2 separate regions of the Homo sapiens genome follow, and region 2 is linked to region 1. A link is a contact called in ENCODE Hi-C or POLR2A ChIA-PET data. All regions are on one chromosome and are shown on one strand. The core of a region is the stretch at or near the end of the contact, and the rest is flanking DNA. Distances in the headings are between cores, read along the strand shown. Region 1 holds the start of MTX2 (metaxin 2). Region 2 holds the start of HNRNPA3 (heterogeneous nuclear ribonucleoprotein A3).

Region 1 (4,731 bases), core at 383-2,882:
CTCTACTAAAAATACAAAAATTAGCCGGGCATGGTGGCACGCACCTGTAATCTCAGCTATTTGGGAGGCCAAGGCAGGAGAATCGCTTGAACCTGGAAGGTGGAGGTTGCAGTGGGCCGAGATCACGCCACTGCACTCCAGCCTAGGTGACAGAGCAAGACTCCATCTCAAAAAAAAAAAAAAAAAAAAAGAAAAGAAAAGAAAAGAAATCATGTTAAGATGAGGTCCTGCTGGATTAGGGTGGGGGTCCCTAACACAATGACTGGTGTTATTTCTCAAGAAGAGAGAAATTTGAACACATTGACACACAGGGGGAATGCCGTGTGATGTGGTGGCAGAGATTGGAGTGATGTATCTACAAGCCAAAGTACATGGAAGATTGCCGGCAACCCCCTTCTCTGGAGCCTTGCAAGACAGCATGGCCCTGCTGACACCTTGATTTCAGACTTCTAGCCTCCAGAATTGTGAGAATGAATTTCTGTTGTTTAGCCAACCAGTTTGTGGTAATCTGGCAGCTCTAGGAAACCAACCACGCTAGTTAAGGAGGCAGAATGAACAGTAATAGAGATCTACGGATATAAAGAATGGAAATATAGCTTTCTAAATGTCATGGACAGTAATTCTTAGAATACAGGTTTCCTCTGCAAAAACCTAGTAAGCTGTCTGACTTTTTGATTTACTGTGTGATTTAAAATGAGTTACCTCACCTCTCTGAACTTGTTTCTCATCAGTGAAGGGGGCTTTGGGTTACCAGCTCTGAAGCCTGTCCCACTTGTAATACCACCAATCTGTAATGCATATGATTTTTCTTTAATTGTGTAATTTAAGAAGCTATTAGGTTAAGACAAAGTTACTCAGGGAATTTAGTTTCTCCTCTTCCTGCCCCGTTCACCCCCGAAAGGTGAGAAGTGTGTGAAACTAAAGTATCTTATTCTCCAAGCTGAGCATCATTTCGGGTGTATGGAGTTGAAGGACAAATTACCTTCTGGCTTAGGCGCTGCTCAAGCCTCCTTTCTGCCAAGCATGTTTGAATAAACAACAACAACAAAAAACACTAATGTCTATCCACGGACTAATCAACCCAGCAATATAATGGAATAGAGGGAATTCATGCAGCCTTGAATCTGGTCCTTGGAGGACTGCCTGGGCAGGCAGTTTAAACTCCTTAAGCCTATATTCTTATCCGTAAAATGGCGATAATATTATTACTTTAATGGGTTGTTGAGAAGACGAAGTCAAATAGAATATATGTGTATATATATGTATATATGTGTATATATGTACATGTGTACATATATACGTGTATATATTATATATGTGTGTATGTGTGTGTGTATATATGTATATATGTGTGTGTAGATATAGGTATATAAGTGCCTGGTATCCAGTGGGCGTTTACAAATGTTACTCGGTTACAAAATTCTGGCTTACAGAAAGGACGCTAAAAATCTCCCAGATTCCCCTGCCAGTCCCCTGGGTGGGAGACGAGTCGGGTACTTCGCTTCCACCTGCGGGCCCCCAGCGCAGAGCCTGGAATTGGCTGGACGGAGCTAGCCGCGCCGGCGCCCCGTAGGACGGCGCGGGGGCGGGGCCGGCGGAAGCGCTCGAGTGCCGTTGTCGGCTGCGCCGGAAGTCCCTAGCCAGGCCTGGCGGTAACCTTGGGGGCCTCACTGCAGCCGCCGCTGCTGTTGGAGTGGGCTTTGCGAGTCTGAACGTTGGCGGGGCTAGGCTCGTTAACTGCCGAGAGCCTCCGGGTTTGCGGTGGAGGACGCTGAGGCCCGTGGGGGGCAGGCACCCGGGCGCCGGGCCTCCCAGCCGACATGTCTCTAGTGGCGGAAGCCTTCGTCTCCCAGATTGCAGGTAGCGCGGCTGGCCGCAGACCCAGAAGGTGGCGGCGCGGTCTCGGGGAGCCGCGTGGGGTACAGGGCTGGAGCTTTCCTCCAGCCTTGCGGCATTATACGCTGAACCCGGCCCGGATGGTGGAGGCGGGCACGGACTACCAACCTTATCTCACATATGGGAAAACTGAGAAGGAGACACTTGGCCAAGGTCACCCCGCAGGAGCAGGAGTCCCGTCTCCTTCCCTTGGGCGGTACTTTGTCCCACCTCCCCATTCAGTTGGGAGGTGCTGGAGTATGAGGGGGAGGCCTTGGATTGGGATTGAGGTGGGGGGCGTTACCACAGGGGCAAGCATCTGAACGCTTCAGTCTAAGAGTGGTGGCAGTTTCTGGGTCTTGGTACTCAAAAAGTTTAAGGTGACTGTCACTAATCAGTTGTTACCTATTGTTGAGGGAACACCAGACTTCTTGCTTCGTCTCCCAGCGACACAGTAGTGCCATTTGCTAAGACTCTAGGAGTTATTTATTTATTTATTTGTTGAGACGGAGTTTCTCTTTTGTCACCGAGGCTGGAGTGCAGTGGCACAACCTGGGCTCACTGCAACCTCCGCTTCCCGGGTTCAAGCGATTCTCCTGCCTTAGCCTCCCGAGTAGTTGGGATTACAGGCGCCCGCCACCACGCCCGCGCGGATTCATGGAAAATTTTTAAATCTGCATGTACTTTAAAGAAATACTTTTGAGTCGGTGGACTGAACATGACTGATGTATATAGGTTTGTAATTTCTCTTATTGAGGTTTTTATTTATTGTAATGAAAGAAATTAAATATTGTTGAGAAAGTGAGGAGACTAAACATAGGTACTTTGAGATAGAGGCTAATGGAATTAGTCATAACTCCCTAGCAGTGTTTTCAACATGAGTACAGTAATGAAGACAGTCACCACAATAAATAGGTACATTTGAAGTAATAAGATAGTATTTTGGAAATGGGAAGTACAGAATGTGTCATAAAATTTGCCGGAATGTTTTTCACTGCTTTGCGTTTGTGTGAACGTACATTTCTTTTTTTTCCTTCTTCACTTAAAAACATTATTTTTTAGAGGAGAGAAGCTCCTACTAGATTGCAAGCTTCCTGAAAGTAGGGATCAAACTTGTTTTGTTCCCCATTGTATCCATAGTCAGTTGGTGCTCAATAAATATTTGCGACCCAAATCAATGACTAATCTTGAGATTTCAAGCAATGATTATTTCTGCTTTTACCATTTATGTTGAAACAAAATCAGGCTTATATAGTTAGATCAGCGATTTAATTTAGTTTGCTACTATGTTGAAAAAAAAAACTTCACAGTGTATGTTGAGTGGTTCACTGTGTGCATGTGTCCTAATATGTGATTTCTTTTAATGAGAAAATGATGAATGTCTTTTAATAAACTTTGGATACTGCTTTAAGTAGTGACGTTTAAAAATTTCTAGGCATTTTGTCTGTCTGCCGTCTTAGCTATTTGTAGTGATCTGTTACTCTAGGAGGAAGCATTTAAAAATGGATAATTCAATAAATGGTGTTGGAACAACTACTAAGTCATTACACCACATGAATAAATTCCAGATTGATTAAAGATCTAAATATAAAACAACAAAATTGTAATAAAATAATTAGAGGAAAACATAGATTATTTTAATAATCCTTGGATAGCAGAAGAGGCCTAAGCAAAACTTAAGAATTCATAATCCATAAGAGAAGAAATTGGCAGATTTGATTGCCGAAAAAATTTTAAAACTTTGATAAAAGACATCTCAAGTTAGTACAAATAAGAAGACAAACCAACAGAATCAAGGACAAAGGATTGGAACAGGCATTTCACAAAAGGGTGAAATATAGATGGACAGTGAACAGATGAAAAGATGTTCTCTGTCCCTAATAATGTATAGCATCCTCCCACCCCTGCCATCAGATGGACAAAAGTGAATATGATTTCTAGTACTAATAGGGCATGGGGAAAAGTTACTCTCAAACTATTGGGTCTGTAAGTTAGTATTACTTTTTGGGAACGTAATGTAGCAATATTTATTAAAATGACATTCTCTGGCCTGAAAATTCTACTTATGGGGGTTTATCTGATAGAAATGTAAAGACCAGTACTTAAAGAAATACACAATGATATTAATTGCAGCATTATTTGTAATAGCGAAAAACTAGAAATGTTTTAAATATATGTCAAATTATTGTACACCAATCCACCAATTCCACTTCTGGGCATGTATCCAAAGGAATTGAAATTGTCTAAGAGGTATGTGCAGTCCCATGTTCATTGCAGCAGTATTCACAATAGCCAAGATATGGAAGCAACCCAGGTGTTTATCAGTGGATGAATGGATAAAGAAAATGTATATAAGATACAATGGAATACTATTCAGCCTTAAAAAAGAAGGAAACCCTATCATTTGTGATAAAATGGATGGATCTGGAGGACATTATGCTAAATGAAATAAGCTAGACATAGAAAGACAAGTAGTGATCTAAAATCTAATCTTTTTGGGGAAATCTAAGAAAGTTGATCTCCTAGAAACAGAATAGAAAGGTGGTTACCAGAGGCTGAGGGGGACAGAGGTGAGAGATGGGGAAGAGGAATGGAGAAGAGATGTTGATCAAAGGGAACAAAGTTTGTTAGACTAGAAGAAAAAGTTTTAGTGATCTATTGCACTGCAAGGTGACCACAGTTAATAATAATGTATTATATATTTCAAAATTGCTAAAGGCTTAGATTTATAATTTTCTTACAAAAATTTAAGTTGGTGCGGTGATGGATATATTAATTACCTTGATTTATTCTTTCTATTCTTTGATTTATTTAGTTCAAAATATCACGTTGTACCTCCTAAATGTACAGTTATTA
Region 2 (4,457 bases), core at 867-3,366, 940 kb after region 1:
CTCCATGCCCGGCTAATTTTTGTATTTTTTTTAAAAGTAGAGACAGGGTTTAACCGTGTTGGTCAAGCTGGTCTCAAACTCTCCACCTCAGGTGACCTGCCTACCTCGGCCTCCCAAAGGCCTGGGATTACAGGTGTGAGCCATGGCGCCCGGCCAGAGCTTGTTTAGACAAAAGCATAAAAAATAACTAATGTCTAAAAACAGCATACAGTCAGGATGAACAACAAATCTGGACCAATACAATAGGGAGGACAAAAAGATGTGAATAAATGGGCTGACATTTCATGTTCCTGGAGAGAACTTAGTATCCCATCCCACATTGTTTCGCGATTTAACATTAACATTTATACAAAAGTTACTAATTAGAACAAAAGTTATTGATTAGAATTAACTTATTAGAAAAACCTGGACAAACATACCCTAAAGTGCAGCCAGGTGATCACTCTTCTTGATCACCTATGTAATGTCTCATAGAGTACTCTGGTGTGAATAGCAATTTCCAAAGGTCTTTCACTTTGCATTTTTCTTTGTATCCAGAATCGATAAAGTTACCAGGACTATTTCACAGTAATTAGACTTACAAAATCTTAACACTAAATAGACGCTAAGGCTATACATTCTTCCAATGTCTCAAGTCTATTGCTGGCCATCAGGAGCACCTGGATACGTAGAACATAAGAAAGTTTGCGAAAAAGGAATCAAAGCAACAGGAGGAGTCTGGTTTGAACGGTTATTTCAACCAAATTACATTAAGGACTGCTAACTGTTTTCTGCCCCACAAAAATACCCTTTGTAAATGTTTCCAAACTATAACACAGGTCCTCCTGGAGCAACGGCTAGATAAATTAACAAACTTTTAGACTTTACGCTCCCCTTTTCCAAACTCCAAGTCGACCACTCCCCATTTGTTAACAGAAACTTACTATAACTGATTAGATTTCTAACCTTTCCTAGGGAGAGCCAGTTCAATTCTAAAAGGGTTGGTCACATGGGTTGCTAAATTAAAATATAAAGCATTTCCTAACAGGGAAGGGAGGCTGGTCAATTGTGGTTATTTTTATCAGTAACTTTAAATATGGATCCATAGATTATCAATTTATGGCTGTCGTGGGTGTTAGAAGATGACCTAATCCCATCCCCATTTTCATTTAAAAAACTGAAACTAAAGCTCTGTAAAATCAAATGATTTAAAATCATCTGACTAGGCCGAGAAAGGATTAGCTCTCTAGAGCATTACGGTAACAATCATTCGCAAACAGGTAGCATTATCTGGCGACCCTGCTTTTCTGGAAATCTTGTCAATTATTCAGTTCCTTAAATTCCGTCAGCTACAACAGATGCATCAGCTCTTTCCACACTAACTTGAAAGAAGCACATTAGAAAATAGTCCTGACTTGTTTCTTGAGATCAGTAACTAATGAACTGACCTCCACCAGTCCTGCCTCAGGTCGTTAATGGTAAAAATTCTGTATGTCAGCCGCGTTTTGAGGCCTGTCCAAGGTGCTTGTGAGTCCCACATGTTGGAGTCGCAGGGCTTTTCAGTACATGCCCTCAGGCAGGCGGCGCAGTCACAGACACTGGTCCCCGGCATTTGGAAACAGGAAAGATGGTCCGAGGGGCCGAGGAGTTTTTCTTGCAACCTTTAAATTACAAGCAAGAAAAACGTGGGTTTTATTTCGGGCACAGGAATAGAATGAATTCTGAAATGGAGAACTAGAGGCCTGCGTGGGGAATGAGGGACAAGCGCGAGAAGAAAGGGAAAGGCCTTTCTCTCTGGTGACGCGCGATCACAAGGCGTTCCCTCTACGTGGACGCTCACCATTGGCGGAGACCGCACTGACGTCCCGGAACTCGCCCTGACGCGAACGGCGGCAAAGGCCCTCTTCCCCTGAAAGCTGGCGAGGCGCGCGCGCTCCCGCGGCACGCCGCGCCTCCGCCCTCCGCCCGCCAACCCGCTGGTCCAGTCCCTCTTCGCGCCCGCTTGGCTCCGCCCCCTTCCCAATTCGCTCCTCCCCCAACAGACTGGCGGCGCGCGGAAAACGCGTCACGTGACGACTGGCCCCGCCTCTTCCTCTCGGTCCCATATTGAACTCGAGTTGGAAGAGGCGAGTCCGGTCTCAAAATGGAGGTAAAACCGCCGCCCGGTCGCCCCCAGCCCGACTCCGGCCGTCGCCGTCGCCGCCGGGGGGAGGAGGTATTAGGGGGAGAGCGGGGGGTTGGTGGGGAATGGCCGGCGTTGGGGGCCTGGTTCGGTGGGAGCGGGGAGGCCGGGTGGACCGGGTCGGCCGTCCCGCGCTCTTGCGTTGAGACAGGCTGTGGGAGGGGGAGGGGAGCGAGAGTTGGAGACCTCCTTGGGGCCCCTCGCCCGCCTCGCCTTCACCTTCGGCTGCACAGGCGGCCCCTTGGAGGCGCGGCTTGGTCGGGGAGGCCTCGGGAGGGAAGCCGGCCTGCCGGCTGCGCGGCCTCCGAAGCGAGGCCGAGGGCGGCATGGCGGGCCCCGGCGGGAGCGGTTGGGAGGAGGTGGTGGGGGAGGGGAGGGGACGAGCAGGCACATCCGGGCGAGCGAGCAAGCGGGCGGCGGCCACATTGACATTGATCCGCCGCCGCGTTACGAAATGGCGCATTGGCCCGCAATGGCCGCCGCCTCGCTCTGCCGCCGGGAAAGCGAGCCTGGGATTGGAGGGAAGAGGGCGGAGGCGGCCCGGCAGAAAAAGCCGCAAATGGCCTCGAAGCATGGGGAGGTAGTGCTTTCGCTGAAGTTCTGCCGACGCTTTTCTAGGCCTTTTACGGGTCCTCTCCGCGAGAAGTCGATAATTGGCCTTTTCTTTTTTTCGCAGCATCCTGTTGGAAATACGAGATTGTTAAAAACTTTGCTGCTTTAAAATACTTCCTGATATATTTTTGCTAAAGTACTTACATTACACTTCTTAAACCGCCATGTGGGCGAAGGACTTAATTTTTGAGAATTTGAGTGTAGATGTGAAAAACAACCCAGCCAGCTCCTTCCCGGCTCCGGCCGCTGAGGAGGGTGGGTGGAGAAGAATTTGAGTATAGTATGTTAAGGAAGAATTTAGAAATGTTTTTTATCTTCATGTTTTCCCATTCTTTGAGTCGGCTCTGGTTGTAGTTTCCTGGAATTTTATTTAGAGGACTGCAACCAGAGTTGAAATTTTCACGTTTTTGCAGTACATTTAATGTGGATCCTAAATATTTTTGTCGATTTCGTTATTGTCAATCGAATACATTTATCCAAGACTTGAAAAGATGAGATTACATGAATTAATGCTTTAGGCTATTAACGTTTTTTTCTAGCATGTGACAATCTCTTCACATTAAACGGTTTAACATCTCTACCTCTAGGAGACACAGGAAGACATTAGAATGTAAATGTGAGCCCCTTATTTAAGAACTTCGGGTGAAGGAAACCTTAATGCATGCATTAAATGACAGTTCATGCAATGTGTTAAAAAGTCTTGACTAAAGTATAAAACAATTTCAAGACATCTTAATTCTTAAAAATCTCAATTTTTGTTTTGCTGTACTCCGTTCTTATAGTCAGACAATACATACCATTCCTAATGTAAGTCCAACTTGCCAGTTAGTTGTGACTCTTAAAATTGAGTTGTAAATTGCAGATTTTTGCAGCATATAACAAACATGGGTTATAGAAAGCTATTTGATCGGCTTTTTTTTTTCCTCAGTTTTTTTGGGAAATGCTGGTTTGGCTTAGGAATGCCTGTTTTAAATTAATTTGCTTGAAAGCAGTGAGTTTCTGTAAGTTTGACATTCAGAACTTTTAGATTGTTCTTCATCACAGTTTTGAGTTTAAATGTATGGGCCGGGCGCTGTGGCTCACGCCTGTAATTCTAGCACTTTGGGAGGCCGAGGCGGGCGGATCACGAGGTCAGGAGATCGAGACCATTCTGGCTAACACGGTGAAACCCCGTCTCTACTAAAAATACAAAAAGTTAGCTGGGCGCGGTGGCGGGCGCCCGTAGTCCCAGCTACTCGGGAGGCTGAGGCAGGAAAATGGCGTGAACCCGGGAGGCGGAGGTTGCAGTGAGCCGAGATCGCGCCACTGCACTCTAGCCTGGGCGACAGAGCGAGACTCAGTCTCAAAAACAAAACAAACAAAAAAATTAAATGCATGTTGGGTTGTAGACTGAGAAGAGTTGAAATGGGATAGATGCAACACTGCTTCTCCAACAGTTTAGTGCCTTAGAAAATGACTTACTAGCAACTTCTAAAGTAAAGGTTCTCAGACAGTTGTAGCTTTTAAAAAATGAAGCGATTTTTTGATTCTGGAATTGTCTTGGATTTCAATTTAGTTGAAGTGATGCTGGCATTTGAAAGGCTGGTTATAGGTTTCCTTGACATAAGTTAGCCCCTTTAACAGTTGAAGTCTTATTTCTGGTCAAAGTTTTTGTTGTTTTGTTTTTTTGAGACGGAGTTTTCGC

Evidence for each region. A loop is a pair of places that touch in the nucleus more often than their neighbours do. ChIA-PET counts read pairs that join two places held with the same protein, here RNA polymerase II (POLR2A). Pooled maps may share reads with other maps.
Region 2: a map of naive thymus-derived CD4-positive, alpha-beta T cell shows a loop between it and region 1 (26-fold over the local background). The contact joins the promoter of HNRNPA3 here to the promoter of MTX2 in region 1. A Hi-C loop is called at or near these places in 2 of 168 maps with a recorded cell type or tissue (CD4-positive, alpha-beta T cell and naive thymus-derived CD4-positive, alpha-beta T cell) and 8 of 50 pooled maps. POLR2A ChIA-PET finds 5 or more read pairs at or near these places in 1 of 52 experiments (OCI-LY7).

The regions. Positions count from the first base shown.
Region 1 is chr2:176,267,810-176,272,540 of GRCh38, forward strand. It overlaps MTX2 (metaxin 2), which reads left to right and starts at 1,633. Exons shown (of 10, transcript NM_006554.5): 1 at 1,633-1,860. The coding sequence starts at 1,821. RefSeq lists enhancers at 1,274-1,901, 1,902-2,527 and a silencer at 1,480-1,569.
Region 2 is chr2:177,210,678-177,215,134 of GRCh38, forward strand. HNRNPA3 (heterogeneous nuclear ribonucleoprotein A3) reads left to right here and starts at 2,117. Exons shown (of 11, transcript NM_194247.4): 1 at 2,117-2,194. The coding sequence starts at 2,123. MIR4444-1 (microRNA 4444-1) reads left to right here and starts at 2,049; the gene lies at 2,049-2,122. It overlaps LOC105373759 (a long non-coding RNA gene), which reads right to left and starts at 1,734. Exons shown (of 1, transcript NR_157853.1): 1 at 718-1,734. RefSeq lists silencers at 1,755-2,544, 3,950-4,019 and an enhancer at 2,084-2,755.